Linked DNA regions of Homo sapiens: region 1 is linked to region 2. A link is a contact called in ENCODE POLR2A ChIA-PET data. All regions are on one chromosome and are shown on one strand. Each heading gives the region's core, a stretch centred on a gene start or an enhancer-like site at or near the end of the contact. The rest is flanking DNA. Distances are from core to core; before and after follow the strand shown.

Region 1 (6,188 bases), core at 1-2,500, 580 kb after region 2:
TGACAGTCAGCTCCAAGGGAAGAACAGGAACAGCTGCAGGGAGCCCTGGAGCAACAATGTTGGTCTTACAGACTGCTCCCCCATGGAAGATCCTCCAAATAAAATCCCAACTCAGAGATCACCCCACTCCAACCAAAACAGCTACAATAAAGAACCCACCCTCCAGCCAATTAGCTAAGGATTTAAAAAAAGAACCCAACCTTTGGACAGAGAGTCTGGAAAGGGCAAAAAAGTTATCCAGATCAGACCATCTTGGAAACCATTTTTCAAATGCCACTCTGTGAGTGTGTAAGGAAGAGAGGGATTTGCCTGTACAAAGATGATTCCACTCCAGTCTCCTCTGTGCCTTAAACAGGACTCCCTGCCCCGAGTAATTATATCGATCCCAAAAACGCAGGAGCGGATGTTTCTCTGGCTATGGAAGAGGGGAACTGACCATCCTGGGGAGGACCCGCCTACCTTGCAGACTATGGAGGAGCCCTCTGAGCCCTTCCAGTGCATCCTGAGCCAACTGCTGTCGCCTCAGAGTCAGACCGGAGTTCTGAGCCACCTGCCACATGAGGGAGGGGTTGTCACTGAGGATCAATCCTTTTTTCTCCCCTTGCAGCAGTGGCAAGGGATGCATTCTCCAGTCATTTCTGGCTCTTTGGTCAAGCTCAGTCCCTCCCCATCGGTTGGGGTAAATCCACTGCAAACCCGCTTTCAGGGATCTTGAGGCTGCAAACCGAGGGTGCCAGCAACCGTGTTACCTTGGCCTGTCGAACGAGCCGGTCATTCTTTTCCCTCCACAGGTCCAGGCAGCTGGAGCCCACAGAGGTGGTCTGGCGGGACATGGTGGCCGAGGCTGGGCCCGGAGACCAGAAGCGGACTTAGGAAGGGTGAAGCTGGCCTGCCCAAGCTCCCAACCCCAGCGGGGAGGGGCCTGGGCACTTCTGCACCCCGCCGAGCTCCCCTGCTTCTCTCGGGGTCCCAATCCACCCGCCCAGGCTTTCCAGGACAGATGGGACGCTCTCTCCCCGCGGCCCGCCGGGCTCTCAACCTCGCCTCTGGTTGGCCGGGTCTGCGAAGCTCTGGGCTGCGGTTGGTCCTCTTGAAGAGTTAGTTCCCGCGGGAAACTCGGGGAGGAAACGAGTCAGCAACCCCAAACAGGCTTAGGCGGGCTAGAAGCCGGGGTCGTGTCTGACTGGGGCAGTCGCACGGCCGGCGGTGCGGCCCGCTCGGCTCTCGCGGAGGCCACAGCCTCGAGAAAGGGTGGGCGGGAGCGAGTTTCGGCCCCACAGTCCGTGGCTCGGCCCTTCCTCGCTGCCACACCCCCAGGTCCTCCTGGGTTCCCGCTTCCACCGAGGGCCGACTGCGAGGTGCATGCTGGGAGTCGTAGTACCGCACCGGGGCGGAACAGCTCCGCCCCGGCGGATGGTGTTTCCAGAAAGCGGTAACTGGAGACGAGGGCGCTCCGTAATCGTCCATCCTTTCTCTGCTCACTGTCGAGCACCAACACGCTCACCAAGGTCGGCTTTCTACCGCGTGTAGTCTGCTGGCAGTGCCGCTCTGTACTTGCACTGCTCAAAAGTACCTGCCCAATCATTTCAAATTAAATGGAGCTAGGAGAATTGAATATCCATATGCAAAAAAAAAAAAAAAAAAAGACAGGAAAGAAAAGAACGCGACCATACATACGTACATAAAATCAACTCAATGGATCACAAACTAAATATAAGAGCCAAAAATATAAAACTTCTAAAAGAAAACGTAAAGCAGCCTAACTAACATGGTGAAACCTTCTCTACAAAAATACAAAAATTAGCAGGGCGTGGTGTCGTGCGCCTGTAATCCCAGCTACCCCGGAGGCTGAGGCGGAAGAATCGCTTGAACCCGGGTGGCGGAGGTTGCAGTGAGCCGACATCGTGCCATTGCACTCCAGCCTGGGTGACAGAGTGAGACTCCGTCTCAAAAAAAAAAAAAAAAGAAAACGTAAGAGAACAGCTTTATGACCTTGGGTTTGGCAACAAGTTGTTAGACACAGCACTAAAAGCTTGTACAATTTAAAAAAAAGTTAACTTTATTAAAATTAAAAACTCTTGTACTACAAAGACATCATTAAGAAGTCATACGCTGGGGCCGGGCGCCGTGGCTCACGCCTGTGATCCCAGCACTTTGGGAGACCGAGGCGGGCGGATCACGAGGTCAGGAGATCGAGACCATCATGGCTAACACGGTGAAACCCCGTCTCTACTAAAAATACAAAAAATTAGCCGGGCGATGTGGCGGGCGCCTGTAGTCCCAGCTACTCGGGAGGCTGAGGCAGGAGAAAGGCGTGAACCCCGCGGGCCAGAGCCTGCAGTGAGCCGAGATCGCCCCACTGCACTCCAGCCTGCGCAACAGCGAGACTCCATCTCAAAAAAAAAAGAAAAGAAAAGAAAAGAAAAGAAGAAAAATCATAGGCTGGATGTGGCTCATGCTGTAATCCCAGCACTTTGGGAGGCTGAGGCTGGAGGATTCCCTGAAGCCAGGAGTTCAAGACCAGCCTAGGCAACAAAGATGGTGTCTTTTGTAGAGACATTATCTCTACAAAAAATTTAAAACATTAACCCTGGCACAATAACACACCTGTAGACCCAGCTACTTGGGAGGCTGAGGTGGGAGGAGCCCTTGAGCCTAGGAGTTCCAGGTTGCAGTGAGCCATGATCACACCACTGCCCTCCAGCCTGAGTAACAGAGTGAGACCCTGCCTCAAAAAAAGAAAGGTCACAGTCACAGAGTGGGAGAAACTACTTGCTAATTATATACCTCATAAGGGACTGGTATCCCTAACACATAAAAACTCCCAAAACTCAAGAAAAAGATTTTTAAAAACAATCTTAGCTGGGTGTGGTGGTTCATGCCTGTTATCCCAGCACTTTGGGAGGCTGAGGTGGGAGGATCATTTGAGCCTCAGAAGTTTAAGACCTGCCTGGGCAACATAGCAAAACCCCACCTCTACAAAAAAAATACAAAAATTAGCTGGGCATGGTGGCACACACCTGTAGTCCCATCTACTCGGGAAACTTAGGTGGGAGGATCACCTGAGCTCAGGGATGTCGAAGCTGCAGTGAGCCATGATTGAGCCACTGCACTCCAGCGTGGGCAACAAAGTGAGACCCTGTCTCAAAACAAAACAAAAAACAATTTTAAGATGGACCAAAAAAAAAAAAAAAGACATTTTACCAAAAAAGATCTACTAATGGCTAAGAAACACATAAAAAGATGCTCGGCATTATTAGCTATTAGAGAAACACAGTTAAAAACATGGCCAGGGCCGGGCCATGTTATGCCTGTAATCCCAGCACTTTGGGAGGCTGAGGTGGATGGATCACTTGAGGTCAGGAGTTCAAGACCAGCATGGCCAACTTGGTGAAACCTCGTCTCTACTAAAAATACAAAAATTAGGCAGGCATGGTGGTGCATGCCTGTAATCCCAGCTACCTGGGAAGCTGAGGTGGGAGAATGGCTTGAACCCGGAAGGTGGAGGTTGCAGTGAGCCGAGATCCTGCCACTGAACTCTAGCCTAGGTGACACAGCGAGACTTCGTCTCAAAAAATAAAAAAACGCTTCACACAGCCGGGCGTGGTGGCTCACACCTTTAATCCCAGCACTTTGGGAGGCTGAGGCAGGTGGATCACTTGAGGCCAGGAGTTTGAGACCAGCCAAGCCAACAGGGCAAAACCCTGTCTCTACTGCAAATACAAAAATTAGCTGGGCATGGTGGCAGACACCTGTAATCCCAGCTACTCAGGAGGCTGAGGCATGACAATCACTTGAACCTGGGAAACGGAGGTTGCAGTGAGCTGAGACCATGCCACTGCACTCCAGCCTGGGTGACAGAGTGAGACTCTGTCTCAAAAATAAATAAATAAAAATAAAAACACTATACACATACATACATAAAATGACTACAATAAAAACAGATTATACCAAGTGTTGGTGAGGATGTGTATGAGGAACCCTCATACACTGCTGGTGGGAATATAAAATAGTACACTCACTTCAGAAAAGTTTGGCAGTTTCTTAAAAAGTTAATCATAGGCCGGGCGCAGTGGCTTATTCCTGTAATCCCAGCACTTTGGGAGGCCAAGGCAGGTGAATCACGATGTCAGTAGATCGAGACCATCCTGGCTAACACAGTGAAACCCCGTCTCTACTAAAAATACAAAAAATTAGCCAGGCGTGGTGGCGGGCACCTGTAGTCCCAGCTACTCAAGAGGCTGAGGCAGGAGAATGGCGTGAACCCAGGAAGTGGAGCTTGCAGTGAGCCAAGACCCCGCCACTGCACTCCAGCCTGGGTGACAGAGCAAGACTCCATCTCAAAAAAAAAAAAAGAAAAAAAAGTCAATCACAAATTTACCATAAGACTCAGCAATTCCACTCCAAAGAATACTCCCAAGAGAAATGAAAACATACGTCCACACTGAGATTTGTTGCAAATACTCATAGTAGCTAAAAATGTTCATAATAGCTAAAAACTGAAAACAATCAAAATGTCCATCAGTTGGTCAAAGCCAATGATTTAGCAATGAAAAGGGGCAAAAGAGTGCACCAACAAACTTTTTTTTTTTTGAGACGGAGTCTCGCTCTGTTGCCCGGGCTGGAGTGCAGTGGCGCAATCTCGGCTCACTGCAACCTCCGCCTCCTGGGTTCAAGCAATTCTCCTACCTCAGCCTCCCGAGTAACTGGGATTACAGGTGCACACCACCACGCCCAGCTAACTTTTTTGTATTTTAGTAGAGACGGGGTTTCACCATGTTGCCCAGGCTGGTCTCGAACTCCTGAGCTCAGGCAATCCACTGGCCTCGGCCTTCCAAAGTGCTAGGATTACAAACTTATAAAGATTGAAAACAGGCTGGGTACAGTGGCTCATGCCTGTAATCCTAGCTCTTTGGGAGGCCAAGGTGGGCGGATCACGAGGTCAAGAGATTGAGACCATCCTGGCCAACATGGTGAAACCCCGTCTCTACTAAAAATACAAAAATTAGCCAGGCGTCGTGGTGCACACCTGTAATCCCAGCTACTCGGGAGGCCGAGGCAGTAGAATCCCTTGAACCCAGGAGGCTGAGGTTGCAGTGAGCCGAGATCGCGCCACTGCACTCCAGCCTGGGCGACAGAGCAAGACTGTCTCAAAAAAAAAAAAAAAAAAAAAAAAAAGATTGAAAACAGGCCAGGCTCATGCCTGTAATCCCAGCACTTTGGGGGACTGAGGTGGGCGGATCACCAGAGGGCAGGAGACCAGCCTGGCTAACATAGTGAAACCCCATCTCGCCGGACGTGGTGGCACATGCCTATAGTCCCAGCTACTTGGGAGGCTGAGGCAGGAGAACCACTTGAACCCAGGAGGCAGAGGCTGCAGTGAGCAGAGATCACGCCACTGCACTCCGGCCTGGGCAACAGAGTGAAACTCCATCTCTAAATAAATAAATAAATAAATAAATAAATAAATAAATAAATAAATAAAAGACCGAAAACAGATCATTGGCCTGGGGTAGGATTAGGGAGTCAATGTAGGGAATTTTGGGGGGATGATAGAAATGTTCTAAAATTAAGTTGTGGCATTTTGCAATAATTTATTTCATATGACACCAAAAGCATAAGCAATGAAAGAAAAAAACAGGATGAACTGGACTTTCTCAAAATTAAGAATTTTTGTGTAGGCCAGGCGCGGTGGCTCATGCCTGTAATCCCAGCACTTTGGGAGGCCAAGGCGGGCGGATCATAAGGTCAAGAGATTGAGACCATCCTGTCCAACATGGTGAAACCCCGTCTCTACTAAAAATACAAAAATTAGCTGGGCGTGGTGATGCACGCCTGTAGTCCCAGCTACTCAGGAGGCTGAGGCAGGAGAATCACTTGAACCCAGGAGGCGGAGGTTGCAGTGAGCCGAGATAGTGCCACTGTACTCCAGCCTGGCGACAGAGCAAGACTCCGTCTCAAAAAAAAAAAAAAAAAAAAGAATGTTTGTGCATTAAAGGATATTATCAAGAAAATGAAAAGACAACCCACAGAGTGGAGAAAATATTTGTAAGTCATATATCATTTGTAAATCATATATCATATCATATCATATATCTGTTCAGGGACCTGTATCTAGCATGTAAAAAGAATGCTAGCCAGGCACAGTGGCTTACACCTGTAATCCCAGCACTTTGGGAGGCTGAAGC
Region 2 (5,542 bases), core at 1-2,500:
ACATCCCAAACCCCCAGTACCCCCTTCTGCACTTAACCACCTTGAGTATGACATGTGACAGTATAGAAAAATATGGAACTTGGATTCTTATGGGATCACAAGACCACCCCCAGGACTCCCAAGTGGTGAGGGCCTAAGCTGGAGAACAGATGTCTGTAGTATATTTAGGCACCAGTGCCAATGGGAAGGCCCTTGTCCACAGGAGGGCCATGTTCATTTCCTATGCCAATGGATTCATATTTTTTTTTGCAGGAATCCAAAGTACAGGGATCTGTTTGCAGTGGGATATGGCTCTTGTAAGTGATCTGACTATTCATTTATTTGCTCATGTAAACAGCAAACACTAAGTACCTACTCTGTGCAGAACTCTTTGCCAGTTGTAAGAAATACAAAGATGACTGCCCGCAGGGGGCTCACAGTCTAATGGGGAAGACCCACAATCCTACTGGCAATTAGTGCTGGGTGAAGGAATATTCTAAGCTGAATGTGTCAATGGAACCTTGAAGGAGTTATTCTGGTGAAGAAAGAGGGGAAAACACTTCTGGCAGAGGGACCTGCATATGCAAAGGCTTGGAGGCATGAGGAATATGGCAGAATATGAAGCTGCTGGGGGGGCCAGGGTCAGCCCTCAAAGGGCCTGGTAAGCCATTCCAAAAAGCTTGGATCTTCTCCTGAGGGGAAACCACTGAAGGAATTCAAGGACAGGGACATGACCAGTGCAGGGAGGAATTGCAGGCATTGCAGGCCTGAGACTGGAGGCAAGGAAACCAGTTAGGAGACTGATGCGGGCATCCCAAGGAGAGATGGCAGGACCTTAACCACACTGTGGAGTAGGGATGGAGACCCCCCCTTCCTGCCTCCTCCTCAGGCCTTCCTGACCGGGTGGGTGGGGGCATGGGGGATGGGATCCCCTGAACCTTCGGAGCCCACTGCTATCCAGAGTGTGCCCGCCCCTGCCAGTTACCCACCCAAGGCAGGAAGGCAGCACAATGGAAACTGTGTCCAGGCGATTTGCTTTCCCTTCATGTTACTTGGTCCCAGAAGAAGCCCCTAGCGCTGTGCTGGCCTGGACATTCCCCCTTCCCAACGGGAGAGGGCCCTACACTTCACAGTAGTCTCGCTCCCCAGTGCTAACAGCTTGTTCTCTGGCTGGGAGGATCAGCTTCTGCAAACACAAAAACCTTTCCATTCTCCAAGCTGCTGCTGGCTGGCAGGCATACAAGCTCCCAGTCACTGCCCCTCAGACTGCCTGTCCACCCATTCTTTGACCAGGGTGGGGAGGGGCAGTGGGTGTTTGTCATTCCTCTCAGGGAGGAGACCTTGGAGCTACTCCCAGTCTTGTGGTCTGGGCCGCCTTTGAGGATGCCCTAAATGCCTGCTTTGTGTCCCCACTCCTGAGGGTGGGCTGCTGCCAAGTGGGAAGTGCCCTCCCCCTCTGGCAGGGAACTAGCACATTCCTCCCCCTCTGCTGCAGCTACTGGGCCTGGAACAGGGCCTGGGGGTTGGGTTGGGCAGGCCCTCCCAGGAGTGGGTGTGGACCCCCCTGTGAGGCTACTCTCAACCCAGGCTCTCTGCCCAGGTCTGAAGCAGGGGTGTAGGGGTTGCTCCTCAGAAGGTGGGAGGGGAAACTGCTTCAGTTTTAGCGCTATTCTCCCCGCACCCAGGTTCGGAAGCAGGCTCAGCTGGTCGGGGTCATGTGGAGGCTGTCGTGGGGGCTGGAGGGCTGGGCAGCCTTGGGCAGGAGCAGTAGAGTAGGTCACCTCCCACCAGCAGAAGACCTTGAGCCTGACAAGCCCAGCAATGTCCTTTGGGCAGGCACTTACCTGAGAACGGTCTCTTTGTCCTTCCTTGATGCTGTTAGCTACATCCACGTGCCTGAGTGGTACCCGTCGTCAGCTACAGTCCTGGGGGTGGGGGTGTCACTTTCCAGTGACACCTGGGGCCAGAAGCCTCTCTGAGCCTTGGTTTCTTCGTTGGTGACATGGAAAGGCTGACAACCTGCCAGGCCTCCATTCCAGGGCTATTGTGAGGTACGCTTGAGAGAGAAGAAGTAAACATGCTGCAAGCGGAGGAACCACCTACACATAACGGACAATCATTGCTGATTTGTCTGTCATTCTTTCTCGTAGCTTTCCTGCAGTACCCTCAGGGAGCCCGAGCAGAGAAGGGGGGTGTGGAGACAGAGGTAGTCTCCTAGGGAGCAGGGCCCAGTGGCAGCAGCAGTGGTATTTGCTTTTGTTGTCACTGGCTCTGGGGTTGTTGGCCGGCTTTCAGATGAGCATCTATTCTCCAGAGCCTTGCATATCTCAGAACCACCTGCAGAGGCCTGAATAGAACCAGGCTGGCTGAGACTCAGGAAGGCCCCTGCATCCATCCTGAGCTTGCCTCTGGGAGTCCCATGCTCTTGAGTGCCTCCATGGGAGAAAGAGGGCGAAGCTGGGGCAGACAGAAGGCACCCTAGCTGCTGGATGGGGTCACTATGAGGAGCAGCTGGTCTCACCAGCATCCATCACACTGTCTTTGGAAGCTCCCAGATACCACCCTCCCATAATCAGCTTTTGCCTCATGAGGACAAACACTGGAGTGAGAATTTGGGTTTGTAGTTGGATTTGACTCTGGTGAGCTGAGTCTAGACCTCATAAACCTCCTTTTTATGGTATTCCCAGATATTTATTCTGTGACTCAGCCAAATAAAACTTTGGCAGGGGTAGGTATGTACCCTAGGAAGGACTGTAGCCATTCCCTCATTTCTGGGACAGGCCAGGTTGGTTGGAGCCAGCCAGGAACAAGCAGGTAGAGAAAAGGAAATCTGGGCAATTGCCTGCAACAGCACAGAAACATCCCTACCTGCTTCCCTTCTATAGCTGCTGGGTACCAGCTAGTGAGCACAATAGGCTGCTTAAAGGGCAAAGATTGGGATCCCCCTAGGGCCAGGCTACATGTTCCCAGCAGAGTAGAGAAAGAGGCTGTCAGTAGGTATAAAGCAGGTGGAGGAAGGTTAGAAGAAAAGGAACTAGCCCAAGAAGAGATGGCCTTGGGACTGCTGGGATGCAATGATGTCAGCCGGCTGTACTGAAGGGGTCCTTTCCAGCCCATTAGCCAATTCATAGCAGGGAAACAGGGACTTCTCATGGTCTTCCAGGCATGGATGGTGGAACAGATCAGGATGCTCTGTGTGGTCCTGAGGCTATCACACAGGAGATGGGGCAAGAAGCTTCCCAGAGCGCCATGTATTGGAAGAGCAGGGGAGCCAGCTGTTCCCCAGCCCAGCCTCTGTCTGGGGACAGCACCCTCAAAAGGGGCCAATGTCAGGCTCTGAGTCCCAGCTCTAAATCCCTTCCCACTCTGTCCCACCACATCCTGGCCTGTCCCTGGGCCTGCCCAGGCCAGAGATACACTTTTAGGGATTTAAATCTTTCCTGATCATTTGTTTGTCAGCTTCACTAATTAAGCAGTGTTAATTTCATTTACTGGAAATGGAAATTCATCCACCTCATTTCTTCTCATTCATCCTCCACACACAAAATCCATCACTCCTCGGCTGCGGGCTGCGTAAAATTTACAAGACTAATTATGTTGTCAGGTCTCTTTGTAAATACAGTCCTTAAAGGCCACTGTGCTTGCTGGGTTGTAATGCAAGGGCATTCCTGTTGTTAGTTTAATTACTGGTTAGTTATTTAGGTTCTCAAATGTTTGCCTCATTTTCCCTAAATCAAATTAAATGTCCCGCTTGATGTATTCTGTCTCTAAGGCCTTGCTCTTATTTCCACACTGTTTAAATATGACTTCTAATCGAACGAGAGTGCCTGGAAAAGCCCAGCTGCTGGAGAGGCTGAGCCCAGCTCGGCACCATGGCCTCTGGGCCATGCTTGAGGTTTTGAACCCTCTAGCAACTGATAACCTTCTTTAGAGCAGCCTTGGGCTAGTCCCCTGCCTTTGGAAACTGTGAACGTCCTAACACAAGGGGAATTTTTGTTCCTGGAGTCGAAGGTGGCAAGGCTGAGGTATGGGAAATGGAGAGAGGGTTTCATTATTGTCATCAGAAGGGCGGAGGAGCATTGCATCCATCCAGCTGACTTCTAGAGGGACGGCTTCCAAACCATCCCAGAAAAAAAAAAGTGCCATCTATGGGAGCCTCTCTCTCTGATTCCTAAAGTACGTTTGGGTCAATTTTCCCTAAATGTCTACTATATTAGTTTCCCGTTGCTGCTGGAATAAACTACCACAAATTTAATGGCTTAAAATAACACAAAATTATCATATAGTTCTGGAGGTCAGAAGTCCAAAATAGGTTTCACGGAACCAAAACCAGGTGGTAACAGGGCTGCATTCCCTCTTGAGGCTCCAGGGGAGCAGCCCTTTCCCTCCCCTTTCCAATTTCTACAGGCTGCCCACATTCCATGGCTTGTGGTCCCCTTCCAGCAAGCAATCGAATCATTCTGACATCTGCTTCTATGGTTACATCTCCTTCCCTGACTCTCCTGCCTCCCTCTTTCCCTTATAAGAACCCTTGTGATTACATTGAGTCTACCCAGATAATCCAGGATAATCTCCTCCATCTCAATGTCTTTCACTTAATCAAATCTGCAGAATCCCTCTTGCCATGAAAAGTGACATATTTACAGGCTCAGGGGATTAGGATATGGACATCTTTGCAGGGGGGCCTTATTCTGCCTACCACACACCCCCTCCAAGTGCCTCTTGCATGACTTAATAAGGGAGTCATTAAACAGCTGCTGTCTTGGAGCCAGTCCTGGGCTAGACTCATTTAGGACAGCACAGTAAGAGAGGAAGCCTGCTGTCAGTGGCTGGCCTGGTATCCTTGTCTCTGTAGCGTGGCATCTACTTCCTCCTGTCCACTGACCTGGCCTGATGCCCCTACATGCCCTCTGCTTTAGCAGAGTGCCCCCAGGTAGGGGCTGCACTAGCCTTCCACCTCTCCAGCTTCGGCTCCCCTGAGCTTGGTGAGGAGGCTGGGAGGACCGAGCTGGTGGCGGAAGGGCTGGGACTATGTTCATGACTACATATCAGGATGGGCGCCAAGTACACAGAAAATGAAAGAAAGAGTGGGAGGCACTCCCTTGACATGGGGCTGGTGGGGAGAAGGGCCTCTGCTGAGTGGTCCATTGTTGATTGCCAAAAGCTGTGCCCAGGTCAAGTGGGCCTGTGGAAGCCTGACTGGCTGGCCTGGGACTTCTGGGTTTGGGGAGCATGCCTAGATCTAGGGCTCAGGCTGAACCTGGGACTGTGGGGATATGCTCATAGGTGGCTAGTTTGGGACTCACTGTAGACAATTCGATGTTAGTTCAAGCTTAGCCCATATTTAGCTGGGGGGAGGGGTACATGGGCATTATCCAGGCATCTATGGAAAGCTGCCTGCCCTTGGCTGGGCATCCAAACCCCCTCTGAGGGTTCTGCTCCTTCCCAAGCTCACACACCTTCTTCACTTAGCAGCTCTTTGAGCCAGCATCCCCCTTTCCTGCACCTTGGGGAGAATTAGGAGAATAAACCTGGTCACCTTGATTGGTTGTTGGATCTTTCC

The links. ChIA-PET counts read pairs that join two places held with the same protein, here RNA polymerase II (POLR2A).
Region 1: POLR2A ChIA-PET joins it to region 2 with 12 read pairs in naive thymus-derived CD4-positive, alpha-beta T cell. The contact joins the promoter of FANCG here to the enhancer-like site in region 2. POLR2A ChIA-PET finds 5 or more read pairs at or near these places in 2 of 52 experiments (K562 and naive thymus-derived CD4-positive, alpha-beta T cell).

The regions. Positions count from the first base shown.
Region 1 is chr9:35,078,692-35,084,879 of GRCh38, forward strand. FANCG (FA complementation group G) reads right to left here and starts at 1,251. Exons shown (of 14, transcript NM_004629.2): 1 at 750-1,251; 2 at 460-550; 3 at 1-45. The coding sequence starts at 833. RefSeq lists enhancers at 273-880, 2,097-2,703 and a silencer at 956-1,121.
Region 2 is chr9:34,500,886-34,506,427 of GRCh38, forward strand. It overlaps DNAI1 (dynein axonemal intermediate chain 1), which reads left to right. Exons shown (of 20, transcript NM_012144.4): 12 at 253-296. Among named protein-coding and RNA genes, the nearest start is that of ENHO, 19 kb to the right of the region's middle. Within about 2 kb of position 1,251, at least 5 of the 41 ENCODE cell types and tissues checked have a DNase peak (open chromatin) inside an H3K27ac peak, as active enhancers do.